Linked DNA regions of Homo sapiens: region 1 is linked to region 2. The links are chromatin contacts, found by Hi-C or POLR2A ChIA-PET in ENCODE. All regions are on one chromosome and are shown on one strand. The core of a region is the stretch at or near the end of the contact, and the rest is flanking DNA. Distances in the headings are between cores, read along the strand shown. Region 1 overlaps FIBCD1 (fibrinogen C domain containing 1). Region 2 overlaps GPR107 (G protein-coupled receptor 107).

What was found. A loop is a pair of places that touch in the nucleus more often than their neighbours do. ChIA-PET counts read pairs that join two places held with the same protein, here RNA polymerase II (POLR2A). Pooled maps may share reads with other maps.
Region 1: a map with no recorded cell type shows a loop between it and region 2 (6-fold over the local background). The contact joins two enhancer-like sites. A Hi-C loop is called at or near these places in 1 of 37 single-sample maps with no recorded cell type and 2 of 50 pooled maps. POLR2A ChIA-PET finds 5 or more read pairs at or near these places in 1 of 52 experiments (A673).

The regions. Positions count from the first base shown.
Region 1 is chr9:130,931,455-130,934,154 of GRCh38, forward strand. All of the region lies in intron 1 of FIBCD1 (fibrinogen C domain containing 1), which reads right to left. Among named protein-coding and RNA genes, the nearest start is that of FIBCD1, 6.4 kb to the right of the region's middle. RefSeq lists an enhancer at 399-528. Within about 2 kb of position 1,382, at least 4 of the 41 ENCODE cell types and tissues checked have a DNase peak (open chromatin) inside an H3K27ac peak, as active enhancers do.
Region 2 is chr9:130,127,017-130,129,716 of GRCh38, forward strand. GPR107 (G protein-coupled receptor 107) reads left to right here. Exons shown (of 18, transcript NM_020960.5): 16 at 467-550; 17 at 1,624-1,745. Among named protein-coding and RNA genes, the nearest start is that of GPRACR, 16 kb to the right of the region's middle. RefSeq lists an enhancer at 1,942-2,161. Within about 2 kb of position 1,380, at least 28 of the 41 ENCODE cell types and tissues checked have a DNase peak (open chromatin) inside an H3K27ac peak, as active enhancers do.

The DNA.
Region 1 (2,700 bases), core at 132-2,631, 800 kb after region 2:
GCCAAGACCATGACACTGAACTCTAGCCTGGAGACAGAGCTAGACTCCGTCTCAAAAAAACAAAAAACAAAAAACAAAAAACAAAAACGGAAACGAAGGGCAGGCGCGATAAAAAACTGTGTTGGCCAGAAGCCAGGACCAAGGAACAGCTTGTGGTGAGCGGAGGTGCCAGAGCGTGGCCGCACACGCTCTCGGAGGCCCAGATTCACTGGGCAGACTCGCTCATGGCCCCTGAGCATTACACACAAGGGAAAACTGAGGCCCAGAGAGGGCAAGGGGCTCTCCCAGAATCACACTGCAAATAAAAGCAGAACTGGGATTAGGCCCCGAGCCTCCTGCCTTCCTCTCTGGGCCAGGCCCCTCCTATGATTGAATTTCCTCAACTCTCAGACACATTTTCCCCACCTTTTCAACTTTCCGAATTTGAGACTTGTCTTGAAATGACTTCGTATATTAAAGCACTTGGAGCCGTGCCTGGCACGTTGTGCTGGCACAGTAAATATTAGTGGCTTTCATTATCCCATGATCAATGTGCACACAGCATCTGGAGGACATTTTTTTCCACCCAAAGTGTTATTTCTGTGTGTCGTCAATGCTGGGACGCATGTTCTCTTTTTTTCACGTTTTAGCATCTCCAACATGGGGGGACATCTTACAATCGTAATTGACAGCTTGCTTGCTTTCTTAGTGATACATTGAACAGAGACAGATGCCTCTTACATCATTGTGTCTTACTACCTAGAAGATGAGGCAGAGGAAAGAATCATTTTTGTAAATTCAAATTCCACAAGGACCTGCCGGATGACCTACTTGGCACCCGAAGAGGACGGGGTGGAGGGGACATGCGCCTGGACATGCAGACCCCCGGGAAAGAGATCTGCTTTGTTGTCAGGATGCGGAAGAGAGTTTCTTGGCCTGTCCCTATTGTCATGCGGCTGCCAGGACTCAGTGCTCCACGCCTGCCCAGTTCTCTTGGGGGCCGCGTCCATTCCGGGCTCCACGCATCAAGACAATTTACTCCAGCCAGACCCAAATGCACAGTTCCCCTCCACCAGCTCTGCACAAACTGCTCCCTTGGCCAGCCAGAAGCATCTGCTTCCCCTCCTCCTTTTCCACTGGCCTAATGTATTCTCTTCTTTCAGGGCTCAGCTAGCTGTCACTTCCTCCAGGAAGCCTTCCTTGACTGTTTCTACTCCACTCCCCCCAGCTTGGAGGGGCTCCTCCTCTGTGCTCCCCCCGTTAGGGTGCTTACAAGACAGATTGTTGTGGCCTTTGACTTCTTTTACTCACTCATTCATTCAACTGCCTCTGTGCCAGGGCCGCTAACTGGGCCGTTCTATGATTTCCTTCCCTGCCTAAAGTATGGCTGGGTTTGATATACAAAGCTCTGTGTCAGCAGCCAAGTCCCTGTCATGCACTCTTCTGGAGCCCGTCGGGAGACACCTTGCCCCGAGCAGCTCAGGGCTGCATCATCAGACTGTGTAGCATTAAGGTCCCCTGGCGGGCGAGGCTGGGGCTGGCGTGGCAGAGAGGTCATCCGTCTCCCCTCTGCAACTCCCACACCCCTGCCCTATCTTGCACCCTCCTCCCACCCAAGCCCCTCCCTGGTGGGAAGGCAGAGGGCACCGAAATGGGGAGGGGCTCGAGGAAGCCGCAGGGGGTCCCCTAGAGGCAGGGGGACAGCGGAGCTTGGAGATGAAACAGGGCACTCAGCAGAGGAGAATTAGTCTTCAGAGATCACCTTAAAGATGAAGTACTGTTCGCTTTTATGGGCTGCCGTTTACGTGCCTTGCGAAGAAATCTGCCCGAGATAACAAGGGGGGCTCTGGGCGCTGAGCAGCCCAACTGGTATGCCTGAGGCTGGAGCTGATTCATCCGTCCTGGTGTGGCTGAGCTGGGTGCACTCCCTGGGGGCTGCGGAATGGGGAGGATGCACACAGAGCCCCCAGCTCCCAAGACAGGGCATCTCGGGCAAGTGAGCAGGAGAGAGACCGGGGCCTGAGCCGGGAGCCCTGGGTTCAAAGCCCACTTCTGCCACTGACCACTCGCATGAGCTTCCAGCTGGAGGGACCCAGCTTGGTTCCTCGAGTGACCCCCAGTGCCCACCCAGGGTTCACGGCTGCCTACGAAGCCTTGGCCAAAAGGAGGATAAAGCTCATGCCAGCAGGGCGGCAGGCAGCCCCCGGTGGTGTCTCAGTTACAGGGTGACCTCTGTCCAGGCTACCTTCTCTGAGACCCCAGCCTTGGGGGTTCTGGGGAAGCGGCGGGCGGGTGGGGGGGGGGCGGCTCAGGAGGAAGGGATTTGATGCCAAGGCGCTCTGCTAAGCTGGCACACCTCCCTTCCTCCTCACTTCCTAAGAGAGCTGGCTGGCAGGAGTCCCCTGGGGAGACTGGGACCACACTCCACAGATGAAAGGAGGAAGAAGAAAGTTTCCCTCCGGGGGAGGCCAGGCCAGGTTAGACCCAGGTGAGTGCCCCTCCTGCCGCCCACCCCCATCTCCTAAGAGCACCCAGCCCAACGCAGGCAGCTGTTCTGCATGACAAAAACACATCCTGGGGCTTTGCACTGGGAAATGGAAAGCTGAAGGTGGCGGGGTCCTGTGGGCTCTGGATCCAGCAGAGGCTTGCACAGAGCCTGGGCAGGGGGCTTATGGGCTCTGTGGGTTGAGGGGACTGGGCCCTGCCTCAGGCCAGAGCCTC
Region 2 (2,700 bases), core at 130-2,629:
TGTACTTCTGTGAGTGTGGACCTCGAATGCTTGCAGCATCTGCCAGAGAAGAGGACAGAAGTCAGTAATTTCCCTGTGTGGCTTTATTTTGCTATTACTACTGGTAAATATTCCTCAAAGCCTGAGCATAAGAAATAAAATCTTTGGAGATTGAAATCAAGGGCTTATGTCTGTGGATAGGGTGAGGAAGGGTTAAGAACAACCTGACTAAAGTGTCTTGTGCTCCCGGTGGGTGTGGCTGTTAGCAATATCTTGGTCACCTGGAGAGAGAGAAGAAATTCAAGTGTAACTAGCAGAGTAGCCATGTCTCTCCGCTGCACGTATTAATTCACACTGTAAGTGTCACATACTTTTCTTTGAGTGATTCTGTTTTCTGTTTCCTAGTTCATTTGTGAAAGCAAATTGTTAAAGTGGTGTCCTAATTTTAATGTTGATCTGATTTCCTGTTTCTTTCCTCCTCATGCAGATTGTGTGTTACATATACTTCACTAGGATCATTGCATTTCTCCTCAAACTCGCTGTTCCATTCCAGTGGAAGTGGCTCTACCAGGTACGCTGCTCACAGGGCAGAATGCCAGAGAATTTATGCCTGAGGATAAAGTCTTGAAGTGTAACTTAACAGTTGTTACTAATTTATCTGGGAATGACCACTAAGACCTTCCATCTCTTCTTTTTTTTAACTAAAAATTTTTTTTTTAGTTTTTGAGACAGGGTCTCACTCTGTCACCCAGGCTGGAGTGCAGTGGCGCAATCTCAGCTCACTGCAACCTCCACCTCCCGGGTTCAAGCGATTCTCCTGCCTCAGCCTCCTGAGTAGCTGGGATTATAGGGATGCACCACCATGCCCAGTTAATTTTTGTTTTTTTAGTAGAGATGGGGCTTTGCAGTGTTGGCCAGGCTGGTCTCAAACACCTGATCTCAAGTGATCCGCCCACCTTGGCCTCCCAGTGTTCTGGGATTACAGGTGTGAGCCACCACACTTGGCCTCCTTCCATCTCTTCTGGCCTATAATTGAGATGATCTGTTTGTCCAGAAATGCTGCTGGATTCTATGAGGAATCTGAAAATAATTGCATTCTTGATTTTAGTTTTCAGTCTTAAAAGTCAAGAGAAAAGCTTCAGGTAGAGAAAGATTTGCCCTGAATCATTAGAACTTAGATGAGATGTGGTCCTTTCCTTTAGTTACAGGGCTGAGTAGTTAGAATTCAGGCTGCCCTTCTTCTTTGCCCATTTTATTATTTCGATAATAAGTATCTTTGCGACAAACTAGAACTAGCTTAACTACTAGAGGAAGCCACCAAATGACTTTTTTCTTGAATAACTCACTGGGTGCTGTAGGCACTGTGGGAGGAAGTGGGTATGTGGTGAGCTCTTAAAAGCTACCCATGAAGACTGGTGAAAGCACAGCAGAGCACAGCCTCGGAAATGTCAGCCCTGGGCAGGACACTCCTCGTTTAGGCCTCGGCAAGTCTAAGGAAAATGCCCTGTAGCAGGAAGTGGCATCTGAGTAAAGAACCATCGAGTGGTGGGTTGTGGGGAAATATGTCAGTTTGTTGAATTCCACTGCTTTCTGAAGAACAGTGTTGCTAATCTCTTTATTTTGGGGTGGTTTTTAAACTTGCAGCTCCTGGATGAAACGGCCACACTGGTCTTCTTTGTTCTAACGGGGTATAAATTCCGTCCGGCTTCAGATAACCCCTACCTACAACTTTCTCAGGAAGAAGAAGACTTGGAAATGGAGTCCGTGTAAGAAATCTTTCTTCCCTCTTCCTTAGCCCTGACCCCTTTGCCTAACACAAAGCAGCACAGTGTGAATCGGGTCGGCTGCTCTCAGCATTTCGTGGCTGCAGGGGTGGTTCCTCTATTTTTAGCAGAAGGAAGCGGACACTGGAGCCCCAGGCTGTCTGATCTGGTTTGAAGTACAGTATCTGCCAAACCTAGCTGGGTCTTGTCAGGGAAGATGGAACTTGCCGTTCCACTAAGCATCATTGGAGCCTGCTTTCAAGAACTCAGTGGCAAGAACTTAGGAATATACGTGGCCAGTTCACGAGGGAGAACAGGGGGCCGACTTTCTGTCAGGCCCGCCATCAGGCGCTTACGTCTGAAAATGGAATCTTCTGAGTCATCTCTAAGTCTGCTAATGATCCTCAGACATCCTCTATCGTCAGATAACTGCGTGGCTTTTCACAGCACAATGACTTTGACCTATATCTGAGCACTAATAGGGGCTTTTCTGAGTCACACAGTGAATGACTCTAGGGTCCTATTTTCTGGGAAAGGGCCATCATTGTCTAGAAAAATGAGTAGTGATTAAGCATATTTGCTTGTTAACTGAAATTTGATAAGCCAGGTCAATGCTGTGTTTGATGATTAGCCTAAGGCAGAGTTTTCCCTTCTTGGTTCACTGGTATCAAGTGTTCTGCCCCCAGCCCTGGCAGCCTTTGAATTCTTCCCAATTCAGAGGCTGAGACTCGGCCCATGCTAAGCTCTGCTTGGCTGTCAGCGGGTCAGGCAGCATGGGACAGCTCTCTCTGCTCAGCTCCACGGCAACAGTAAAGGAAGGCAGGTCCTGCCAGCGGGCGCCAAACAGCATCTCCCCATGCAGAGGAAGAAACACCTCCTTCTAAACAGTGGAGAGGAGTGCAGGAGGCCCATCAGCTGTGCCTTTCCCAGAAGTGGCAGGATCTGAGCAAGTGTCTGT